Linked DNA regions of Homo sapiens: regions 2 and 3 are each linked to region 1. A link is a loop called in an ENCODE intact Hi-C map of the cell type or tissue named here. Cell type or tissue: CD4-positive, alpha-beta T cell. All regions are shown on one strand. Region 1 holds the start of IQCB1 (IQ motif containing B1). Region 2 overlaps POLQ (DNA polymerase theta). Region 3 overlaps POLQ (DNA polymerase theta).

What was found. A loop is a pair of places that touch in the nucleus more often than their neighbours do. Peaks named below come from ENCODE experiments on the same cell type or tissue, not always from the same donor. Only the 100,000 strongest peaks of a DNase experiment are listed, where the experiment ranks them.
Region 2: it touches region 1 in a loop (5-fold over the local background); 24 of 110 quality-filtered maps call a loop at or near these places.
Region 3: a loop joins it to region 1, with 6 times the contacts of the local background. A loop is called at or near these places in 3 of 110 quality-filtered maps.

What each region holds. Positions count from the first base shown.
Region 1 is chr3:121,833,430-121,837,429 of GRCh38, forward strand. IQCB1 (IQ motif containing B1) reads right to left here and starts at 1,631. Exons shown (of 15, transcript NM_001023570.4): 1 at 1,537-1,631; 2 at 962-1,050. EAF2 (ELL associated factor 2) reads left to right here and starts at 1,780. Exons shown (of 6, transcript NM_018456.6): 1 at 1,780-1,962. The coding sequence starts at 1,857. In CD4-positive, alpha-beta T cell, no CTCF peak of the experiment used is centred here; DNase peaks (open chromatin) are centred at 812 and 1,712; H3K4me3 peaks cover 2,794 bases; H3K27ac peaks cover 1,285 bases.
Region 2 is chr3:121,540,117-121,544,116 of GRCh38, forward strand. It overlaps POLQ (DNA polymerase theta), which reads right to left. Exons shown (of 30, transcript NM_199420.4): 3 at 1,233-1,363. Among named protein-coding and RNA genes, the nearest start is that of POLQ, 3.9 kb to the right of the region's middle. In CD4-positive, alpha-beta T cell, no CTCF peak of the experiment used is centred here; no DNase peak of the experiment used is centred here.
Region 3 is chr3:121,429,975-121,433,974 of GRCh38, forward strand. POLQ (DNA polymerase theta) reads right to left here. Exons shown (of 30, transcript NM_199420.4): 29 at 2,944-3,059; 30 at 1,457-2,443. The coding sequence ends at 2,330. Among named protein-coding and RNA genes, the nearest start is that of POLQ, 110 kb to the right of the region's middle. RefSeq lists an enhancer at 2,285-2,334. In CD4-positive, alpha-beta T cell, no CTCF peak of the experiment used is centred here; a DNase peak (open chromatin) is centred at 2,367; H3K4me3 peaks cover 877 bases.

The DNA of each region.
Region 1 (4,000 bases):
TTGGAAGCCTCTCTAACGTAAAATAGGCTCAAAACAGTTTGTGCCCTCCTGGCTACCGTAATAAAACATCACTAAATCATTATTGTCATCAACAAATATGTGCAGAGCAGTATGGTAGATGCAGGGGATGCAAAGATTCTACACAAGACATACTCTCTGCTATTGTTCTGGTTGGGAAAGAAAAGTATGTTTATGTACATGTGTACACACACACAGATACAAAAAAATATACTTAAGAATATCAGATATATGTTAAATGCTAAATAGATGACACAGATAAGAATACAGGCCATAAAGTCAGAGGACTGGGCTTCTCTGAACCATTTTTCTTGCTGTAAACAAAATAGCAATTCCTACCTCCTAGAATGATTCTATTTAGAAGAGAAGGCAGCCACCAAGATGGTCTTAAAATGTAGTATAAGTGTAGAGCTGGGCCTTAAATAACCATTTGGAGACCTCTTATCATGCTCCAGGAATTGTTCTAATTGCTTTCATGTATTAACTCATTTAATCATTCCAACAACTCTAAGGAACAGATACTATTATTTTTTTCCCAATTTGAACAATGAGCATACTTAAACTCTGGAGAATGTAATTAGCTGGCACAAAGTCACACTGTTAAGTATAAAGCAGGGGTTCAAACTAGAGCCACCATCTGCCTTAAAGCATTTAACTACGATATGAAACAGCTTCGGCACACCTTCAAAGGGTAGGATTTACACAGACAGGTTGAAGGAGACATAACCACCTACCCCAAAATCAATTGACAAATGTGCCTAAGGCAGAAGGTGAGGGAGTGCAGTTGGATTGCGTAATTACCCTGAAAAACCACCTGTTATGGAAACCATCTGTAAACTTTCTCGAGTGTTTCTCCTATAATTCAACACTTCTCCCATCTTTACATTAAATTCATGAAATTTGACACAAAAAGACAATTATTTATCTATTTTAAGGCTACTACCCTGTTGCCAGGCCACCGGGTCCGGCCCAGCCTTGATTCTTCGGGAATCACTTCTCCCTCGCCGCGCCTGTTACTGCCTCCACGGATCACTGTGAGGAAAATAAATGAAAAGGAAATTCAGTGCGATCCTGTTGCGGCTGATCCTAAATGTCTGCAGTTGCTATCTCCGAATCCTCTTTCTCCTCCCCACTACACATCCCCTTCTCCAGTCCTAGGACCACAAGAAACTTCCTCTGGTACAAAAAGGTCAGAAAACGATTACTGAGGTAACAGCGTCGCTTCAAGTCTAAGGACCGAGATTCTGGGGCCTCTGGGCTCCTTTACTCCAGATTCTAGACCCGGCTTTCGCGCTACCAGGCCTTGGATAAGACACTAGGCCCTGTGCCTGGACACTGCACCTCCCCAGGCCTCAGTTTCCACACCAGATCTCTACAGAGTGGGCGTGAGGGCAGGCCGATTCTCCCGTTAAGAGCTCTTACAAGCCGGCTGACTTCGTCCAGGAGCCTGGGGTCCTGGCCTCCTGGTAGGCGCCCTGGGGCCCTCTCCCTCCCCAGCCACCACCTCAGATAAGTTACCTCATCCTCGCTTCGCGTTCTTCCACTAAAGAACCTGGGGCTCCCACGCCGCACTACAGCGCCGCGGCCTTCCGGGGCAGCGTGCGTCGCGACGCGGGAAGGGGCCTGGAGGCGGGACTAGGAGCCTCGGAGTCAAGGGGCGGAGCGCCCTTTGCTAATAAGCCAATCAGAACGTGAGACGCTCCGGTGGGGCGGTGCGCGTCGAGCGCGGGGTGGAGTCTGGGTGACTTGGCTGGCGGGATCAAGTGCAGCTGCTTCAGGCTGAGGTGGCAGATAGTGAGCGCTGGTGGCGGAGTTAAAGTCAAAGCAGGAGAGTAATTATGAATAGCGCAGCGGGATTCTCACACCTAGACCGTCGCGAGCGGGTTCTCAAGTTAGGGGAGAGTTTCGAGAAGCAGCCGCGCTGCGCCTTCCACACTGTGCGCTGTGAGTGAGGACCATCCGGGGATAGAGGGGGAGCCTCCCGGGATGGGGGTGAAGAGGCACAAACCCCTCTGGGTTTTGTTCCCACAGTACCCCTTACACTGTTGGAGACTACGGGGCGGGGAGGGGGGAGGCAGCGCGATCCTCTAACCTGCTCGGAGTCTTAGGGGGTCGGTGGAAGGAATCGGAGTAGAGCAAATGTGGGTAAACCCTGGACAGAGAGCGTTGAGACCAGCAGACAGGAAGGGAAAGTGTGAAAAAAGTCTGTAGAGGTGACTGTGGAGACAGACGTGACAGGTGGATGATGCAGGGGTGGACAGGAAAATAATAAGGTGACAAATGGGAAGGGACTAAGGACCGAATGCCGGGGAACTTGAATGCCTTGAGGCTGGTGGGGCAATATTCTCTCTTTTCATCACTTTTTCTCACCTCTGGCAGATGAGGGTTCTTATTTGGTGTGTTCTTTGCAAAGGGAGAAATTCTCAACCATCCCAATGATCTGTATATCTCTTTGGACCCCAGATTTCACTCAGTTATCAAATACTGATTATCAAAGTATTCGAGGGTGTGTTATTAATTTCTTTATTTGGAAGATGCTTACCTCCCTATGATTTCTACCCTTTGGTTTTCTTTATGTCCTCTGGAACTAGTTTTAATAAATTATTCTCTTTTATGTTGTTGGAGTAGAAAAAGGAGCTCTTTTGCTTTAGCAGTTGGATGATATAGATTCCAGGAAGGAAAATATAGCATATAAGTTTTTATGTGTAAGACATTCGTTTTTTGCATAACAACTGTCATAGAATTGTAGAGCGGGAAGGAAACTTCAAGATCACTGAATTATAACTTCTCATTTTTCTGTGGTAAAACTGTAAGTATTTTTTCACTTCCTTTCCCCAGCCTTGCCCTTCCTTAATATCTCATCATTCCGCCTTTCTCAGTCATTCTGTTCTCGGGTTGTTTAGAGACCTTTATGGTTTTTACTCTGAAATGTTCCATGGTTCAATCAAAACAACTAATTAAAGCATACATTCTCCCAAAAGTTTATTTAAGTTGTAGACAATTTAGTTATAGTTACTCAAAGTAAAGGTATGAAGAACCACTGGTTTTAACCCTGCAAGAATATATTTACTAAAAGGGTTTTTTTAAAGCAAAATTAACATCCAATTGGTAGAATAAATGGGTGAGATATTTGTGAACAGAAACTCTTCAACAGTGTCCCTTGTTTATTCTTCTTTATCATATACTTTCTCATCCAGAGCTCCCCACGATGAGATGGTGCTGTGCTGGCTCTGCAGTTTCTCTCTCTTCAGTCCCATTTTCCGGAAGTGTGATATGCGTCTTTATCTGGTTTTTCCATGCCTTTTTCTCAAATAGTATCTACTCTCTCCTTTTCTCTTCCTTCTCAGGTATGCAATAGTCTTAATATTAATTTTTCAAGTTACAAGGGCTTAAGATTATAAAAATTTGCTTAAGAATATATTTCTATATGATTTGGGTATATATTCTCTTATGTAGGGCACAAATCCCAATTTAAATGAATAAAAAATTGCCTTTGAAAATAATCTTGCAGGTCCTTCACAGCCTTTCATTTATAAAGGTTCTGAAAATGCCAGTATCTTGAAAGTCAGAGGATCAGATGATCCAGCTACCAGAATGAAAATAAACAAAAATAAGCAAAACAACAATAATGACAATAATAAATAAACAAACATACATGTTTGAATACACACTTAGTCCTGTGGAAGACAGAACTATTAGAAAAGTTTTCAGTCCTTATTTTCTTTTATTGTTGTTGTTGAAGCAGGTGTGGTAATGGCACAGAATCATTTTAGATTTATTTAAATAAAACTGTTTATTATTCTTGAGGACAGGTTCATTTCCAATGTAATCCTCACTCTTAAGAACTCAGAGTGAGGTTTGAAAATTGTAGAATAGTATGAAGCTGATGTTCATGCAGATAAGGGGGACCTAATTTATAACCAACCCTCAAGCCAATGTCATTGGAGAGAAAGTAATATTCTGCCTTTATTTACAGGAGCAA
Region 2 (4,000 bases), 290 kb before region 1:
CATCATTTCGTTACTTTGGGTCTAAGTTGAGTGATGTTACCATGTATGACCAGCTTTGTTGGCTACTGTGCCTCTGAAATAACTATTAAAAAGATTTATAGAACCATAGAAATTTAGAGCTATTCATTCAATAAAATTTTCCTGAGTGTTTACTAAGTTAACCCACAGGGCTAAGGGTTAACATCCTAATTTTACAAATAAAAAAACTGAGGCCCAGCCAGTTATATGCCCGGCCTAAAGACATAGTTAGTGGCAAAACTGGGACTAGAACCCACATTTCTTTAACAATCAGTATAACAATCTTTCCATTTCAAAAGCACATATTTTTCACTGCAGAAATCACAACAGTAAATTTATTCCATTTAATAAAATATTGTATTTGTGAAAATGCCCTAAAAACTGTGAGCATCATATTGATGTAAACTACTATTAGTCATTTTTGCAGAACAGAGGAACAGATCACATACCTGGAGCTTTACCTAAGCACCAATGGATCTTGACCTTCATCCCCTAAATATTCCTAAATAGTCCTCAATTAGGGCAGGATACACTTCCTTAAACACTCTTTCCTTTCTATGCTTCAGTCTAGTCCTACTGTTCAGTTAAATGCTGATTCTTAATGTGCGTGTTTATATGCTAGTTTAAATATTCTGTTTATTTCCTAAGAAAAGGTTTACAAATTTTTACACAATTTTCACCAATTATTCTTTTGATTTGATGGCCCCTTCTCCTTAATGCAATAATAATTTTCTTTTAATTTCCTTCTGTAAATTTTTTTAATTTTTTTTTTTTTGAGACAGAGTCTTACTCTGTTGCCCAGGCTGGAGTGCAATAGCGTGATCTCGGCTCACTGCAACCTCCACCTCCCAGGTTCAAGCCTCAGTCTCCCGAGTAGCTGGAATTACAGGTGTGCGCCACAACACCCAGCTAATTTTTGTATTTTTAGTAGAGATGGGGTTTCCCCATGTTGGCCAGGCTGGTCTCGATCTCCTGACCTCAGATGATCCGCCCACCTTGGCCTCCCAAAGTGCTGGGATTACAGGCGTGAGCTACCACACCCAGCCCCTTGCTGTAAATTTTTAATGCTTTTGGCAGTAGCCTCTTAAAGCTACATAGGGCACAATGAAGAAACTTTGTTTTCCACTTGCTTTTATAATTCTATTTCAAATGAATGAAACCAAGACTGCCAATAATGAGCCTTTCACTATTTCAAACTTAGTAAAAAACATTACCTGGAGGTAGTATTTCTTCTCTTTAGCCACAGAAACAAAGGGAAGAATAAACAAAGCTTTCTTCCGCATTTCCAAAACCCGCTTCAAAATAAGTAATTCTGCCACAAGAGTCTTCCCAGCACTTGTAGGAGCTAAAACATGATTATTCCACAAGATTATAAGAAAAAAGTAATATTCGGTACAATTCATTAATAAATGTTTTAAGCCATGTGTAGTACTACAGAGCCTAAGGCTAACCAATCACTAAGGGCCCAATAGCACTTAAAATCTTTATACCCTGAAATGCCCTTTACTTTAAACCACCTGTCTTAATAGTCTCAACTAAAAACAGAGTAAATAAATCTTTATATCAGCAATATGATGAATACTACTGAGTACCTAGTTTATACCTAAAGATCCTTTCCTTTAAGTACCAAATGGGTAAAAGGCCTGCTTTGAGGAAGTAGATGAACAATTTTATTATGATAGGAGCTATGATCGAAGTTGAAGAAAAGGGCTGGGCATGGTGGCTCATGCCTGTAATCCCAGCATTTTAGGAGGCCAAGGCCGGGGGATCACTTGAGGTCAGGAGTTTGAAACCATCCTGGACAACATGGTAAAACCCCATCTCTATTACTATAAAAATAACAAAAAAAAAAATAGCTGGGCGTGGTGGCGGGCACCTGTAATCCCAGTTACTCAGGAGGCTGAGGCACAAGAATTGCTTGATCCTGGGAGGCAGAGGTTGCAGTGAGCCGAGATCACCCCACTGCACTCCAGCCTGGGCGACAGTGAGAGACTCCGTCTCAAAAAGGAAAAAAAAAAAAAAGAAGTGGAAGGAAAAAAGTTGCAAGGAATCTTATGGAAATGAAACAGAATTTATGAGAAGGTAAGGAAGAAAGCAAGAGGAGGCCACGATGGGCAAGGTGTTGTATGTCTGTAATCCCAGCATCTTGGGAGGCTGAGGCCTGAGAATCACATGAACCCAGGAAGAGGAGGCTGCAGTGAGTTGCAGTCACGCCATTGCACTCTAGCATGGGTGATACAGTGAGACTCTGTTCCAAAAAAAGAAAAAAGAAAGGAAGAGGAAAGGAATGCCATGCCTAAGAAACAGCATATGGTACAAAGGCCTAGAAGAAAGCCTGGCATGTTCAGATGACACAGAAGGTAATTTAGTAAGCATGGAGTATAAAGTACCCCAGGGGTATAAAAGAAGAGATATGAAAGTGCCACAAGAAAGGTTTATAATCCCACCATTTAAGGAGTTTAAACCTTGTCCTGAAAGCAATGCAGTGTGACTGATGAGTTTTATGAAAAGGAGTGACAAGATCATATTTGTACTTTATAAAGATCACTTTGGACTGGGCACAGTGAATCATGCCTGTAATCTCAAAACTTTGGGAGAATCACTTGAGCCCAGGAGTTCAAGACCAGCCTGGACAACACAGTGCCACCCCCATCTCTACAAAAAATTTAAACAAAAATTTTTTTTAAAAAGACCACTTTGGGGCCGGGCGTGGTGGCGGGCGCCTGTATGTAATTCCAGCTACTCCGGAGGCTGAGGCAGGAGAATCACTTGAACCCGGGAGGCAGAGGTTGCAGTGAGCTGAGATTGTGCCATTGTACTCCAGCCTGGGCAACAAGAGCAAAACTCCATCAAAAAAAAAAGACCACTTTGGCTGCAGGAGCAGGGCAAGATCAGAGGAAAAGAATGAACTAGTTTCAAAGCTATTGCATAATCTAGAAGAAAGATGATAATGAGCTGTACCAGGTAATGGACCTAAAAACAGAAAGGAGTCAGAAGCAAGAGATATATGAGGTAACAGACACCAGGACTTGGTGATTAATTGTATAAGCTGGTGACCAGAGTTCTGAATGATACCCAAGTTTCAGTTTCAAGCAATTGAAATGGTCAAGCAATTATGCCACTGCCACTAACTATGACTTCTTAGCATTTACAAGTATTTTATTTTTTGTAATGCCTTTTCACAATACAAGTACTTTCTATGTGCCAAAAACTGTTCTGAGCTTTTATATATGAAATAATTTAATCAACTCTAAGTACTACCGAGGCACACATACTCACAAACACATATACACTCTCTCACTCTTCCTAAGTAATCTGTGAGGCTGCATAGCCAGTAAGTGATAGTTTTCAAATCCAACCAGTCTAATTCCACTGCCTGAACTTATATCTGCTGATAATTATTTAATTCGTCCTTACAGCCATAATGAAAAATCTGTGTGACTCATAATTTCGGAGAAAACTGACACAAAGGAATTGCATCTTACCAAATGATTAGATTTAAAGTCAGTGTAGTAAGCATGCGTTAAAAATTGTGTATGCCATAGTTGCCCATGAAAACCCATATAGGGCCGGGCATGGTGGCTCATGCCTGTAATCCCAGGACTTTGGGAGGCTGAGGTGCGTGGATCACCTGAGGTCAGGAGTTCGAGACCAGCCTGACCAAGATGTGAAACCCCGTCTCTACTAAAAATACAAAAATTAGCTAGGCATGGCAGCGGGCATCTGTAATCCTAGGTACTCAGGAGGCTGAGGCAGGTGAATCACTTGAACCCGGGAGGCAGAGGGTGCCGTGAGCCGAGACAACTCCATTGCACTCCAGTCTGGGCGACAGAGCAAGACTCCATCTCAAAAAAAAAAAAGAAAACCCATAAAAATTTTATATAAAGTATATTACTTGTTGTTTGTATATACAACCCTGTACAAACAGGTCAATCTATAGCTGGGCACGGTGACTCACACCTATAATCCCAGCACTTTGGGA
Region 3 (4,000 bases), 400 kb before region 1:
AATTTGAATTTCACTTCCAGTGTTATTTTTTACTTCTCTGGTACACTTTGATCTTTATTAGCCAACTTCTACTTTTGATTATCCATTTTTGTATAATGTGGATTTACCACTGGGAGACAAGCAATCAACACAACTACATTTTGCCATCTGCAAGTAAAGTGAATAACAGATGTGAAGTAGCCAATCACAGACAGCCTTTGGAAGAAGTGATGTAACTGGTCCTCATCATGATGCATGTATGAATATCCTGTTACTGCTACCAATTCCACAAACTTACTAGCTCAAAACAATTCAAATAATTGTCTTGCAGTTCTAAAGGACAGAGGTCCAAAATGGTCTTAACTGGGCTAGAGTCAAGGTGTTGGCGGGGCTACATCCCTTCAAAAGGTTCTAGGAGAGAATCCATTTCCTTACCTTTTCCAATTTTTTGAGGGTTCCTGCATTCCTTGGCTCATGGCCCCTTCTTCCAACTTTAAAGCCAGCAGTGTAGCATCTTCAAATCTTTCTCTGTTTCTGTTGTCACATCTTCCCTGACTCTGACCATCTGCTTCCCTCTTATAAAGACCCTGGTGATTACAATGGAACCATTCAGATAATCCAGGATAATCCCCCACCTCAAGATCTCTAACTTAATCACATCAACAAGGTCCCTTTTGCCATGTAATATAATAGTTCACAGATTTTAGGAATTAGGATGTGAACTTTGGGGTGGGGGGCATTATTCTGCATAACACAATGTGCATTTCTTATTTACACAGTGGTTGTGGTTTGAAGAACTATCAGTGAAGTTTGAATTTCATGCAGTTACTCACAGTTAATATCCACTGGTAACTGAAATTTGAATTGTGTTGCAGGGGAGACTCATGTTATTAAGTAAACCATAGTAACTGGGATTTGTGCACATCTGAATCATGCAAAATGGGGATGGCCTGTTTCAGGTCCAGCTGACAGGTCAAACAGAATGAGAAAATGCATGTGACTACACATGCTGGGCCATGGCTGCAGAGAATGAGGCAGAAGGGACTTTTGCTTGCCCTCATGTTTGAAGAACACTCACAGGTAAACAGATTGAGCTTTCTCTTGTGCCAGATCTTTCAAGCCTACCAGAATACTGACAGCACTTCAGCTTCTGAGAAACATAGTACAGGTAAATATGGAAAAAGAAATAATGATATTCTTCCCTCTTACTGCTGCCATCTCTGCCTTTCTCACCCTGCCACCCCAAAAAAACTATGTCTAAGTCTCTTATGCATTAATACCCAACTACTGATAATGCATTACATTTTATAAAGCAACTATCTTTTTTCATTATTCTGATTAATAAACATAAAAGAGCTCTTCTGGTAACTGATTAAGAATATAATCAGTGTTTCCTATGAACAAGCTATGGAGTAACTAAATAAGGGACACTCTTAGACCAACTATAATTTTTAACAAAACAATTGTTGATATAAAGTTTCTCATAAATTCATTTTATTTCAACAGCAAAAAGATTAGCTCCATCCCTCTGATTGGGATCACAAAGTACAATCTTTTCAGCATGGGTTTTCTCACCATGCCACAAACAGAAAGAGGCACTAAGGGACTGATAAGGGGGTATTTTCTGTCTCTGGCAGTATTATATTGACCTGCAATAAAAACATCTGATCTTACAGAACAGGATACCTCTTGAAGAGGTATAGTTTATTTTATAATATGTAAGTATTCCAAATACATTCATTGTATGAATTAGGGAAGGAAAAGCAATAAGAAACATTTCATGAATATTCATTCCTACACTCCAACCATACCAAGTCTTACTACTTTATAGAATTCATAATTTATTAGCCAATACTATTTTAAAATACTATTTCCGTACTGTAAAATTGATATTAGAGGAAAAAAAGTCACACACGATGCCTACCACCACCAGGGTGAAACCAAATCTTTATCTGCCTATGGCTGCTGTCTGGGTCGATTGAGGCAGCAGCTTCATTTTCTTCATGGTTTACCCAGACAGATGTGGAACCAAAGTGCTAAGTGCATATTTCAAGCATCTGTTCTGAATATGTTTAAAGCCACAGTAAGTTACAAAAGGCAAATTCATAGATGCTCTTTGAAAGTGAATGTAACTATTATACTTGGTATTCTACTTCCCCCACGCCCCCAGAAGTTTTTGATGCTATAGACACTGATATATAGTTTGAAACTCTCACTATAAAATTACTAGGCTAAGTCTATCAAGACTTGAAAGTTTGTTTTGCTGAGGTAGGTGAAAGGGTAATCTCTGTTCTTTCCAGGTGACTGCATCTGCACAGGCTTCCCTGGGAGGACTTCATCAACAGCACAGTTACACATCAAAGTCCTTTAGCTCTCCCCAGCTGGCGCCTATTTTCACTTTCACTTTCAATTTCACAGACAGTTTTACAGCACTTTCCATTTCATTCTTGACAATCTGAGCTACCTAAGGAAAAAAAAAATGTAGTTAACAAACTGCCCAGTCAAAGAATGTTTCCCAAACCATCCCCTGAGAAAGTTATAAACCAGACTGGAGCTCTTCACCCAATGGTGCTTAAAATGCTAAATCAGAAAAAATAAAAAATAAAATAAATAAATGAATAAATAAAAAGACATCTCATACTCTTCTTCACTGATGAGCAGGAATTTCTGAAAGTTTTTGCTAGAATGCTTGGAGCTTAGAAACCCTAAGGGAAAGACTCCAAATTTTTGTTTAATTCCTCCAAGACAAAAACATCTTGCATTGGCAATTCTTCACTTATTAAGAACTAGTACAAAACGGAACACTCTTAGCTCCTTTTCTACCTGTAAGGACTCAATATTTATACAGCCATCCCAGGGCTAGGGTAGAGTTCCAAAATCCTCATGCACAGGAAACAAAGCTGTCGGCCTGACAATACAGTGTCTTGTCTTCCTATGGAATGGACACAAGCATTGCAAAAATACCTGAACAACATCTTCTTCTGCCACTTCATATAGGAGTTCATCATGGAGTTGAAGGATGAAGAAGCCTCCTCTGATTGGGCAGAACATCCCTTGCAGTTTTCTCTTTCGTGACAATCCTACTTCATGAAAAAGGAGCAAAACTGATCAGCATGTCGCTAAGTCATAGGAGAATGTTTTTAGAGATTCTGAGTAACTCTGAGGAATTTTAATGAGAAGATTAAAACACACAAGAATAAGAACTATCAGGAAAATAACTACTTGCTGGTCGCTACCTACCCTAAGTATCCGGTATAAACTCACAAACTTCCTCCTAGAAAGAAGGAGTCTCCCAAAGAAGTCAGTAAATGGGGTGTGAGGAACTCTGCTCCAAGCTCTAGTCCAACTTATTTCTCATGAATAACTAACATTTTCTCTATCCATGGAGTCCCCCAACCACCATCTGAGTAATAGCACCAGGGAGGTATGGGGCCTGATTCCTGCCCCAGGAAAGCAAACTAATATTGTTAGGCACTGTTTCTTAAGGGGGACACTCCCTCATGTCTTTTTATGGCCAGAAGTGTCATCGTGATAGAACTGGTGCTTCCCCAATTGAACCGTACACACTCCAAACAAGTAATTGTAAAACCTAGGCTCCCAAAGTGGACTTCAGAGAGTACATAAACCCCTTGCAGTTATATGTAAGAGTCTATGTCTGTACGTTTTTCTGTGGAGATAATCCATACCTTCCAGTAGCCATAACTCCAAAATATATACTAGACTTAGTTACTATTTCCTCATTAGCTGGATCTAGTGGTACAGATTATGCCCTTCTGACCAAAAAGATAAAGCTCAACATGAACACCTTTACTGGAACTGCCTTTACTTGTTTGCTTAAACCTCACAGTAGTCATCTTCCTTTCTGTTGTCCAAATTCCCTACTTATCTTTCAGGTCCAGCATGAGTAACATCTCCCTCAGTATCTGGTGCTTCCCTCAGGGAGAGAGTTCTTCAACTGTCACTATCTGCAGTGCCAGTTTGCTCAGAGGTGGCTCTCACACAGTAAGCAAACAAAATCACC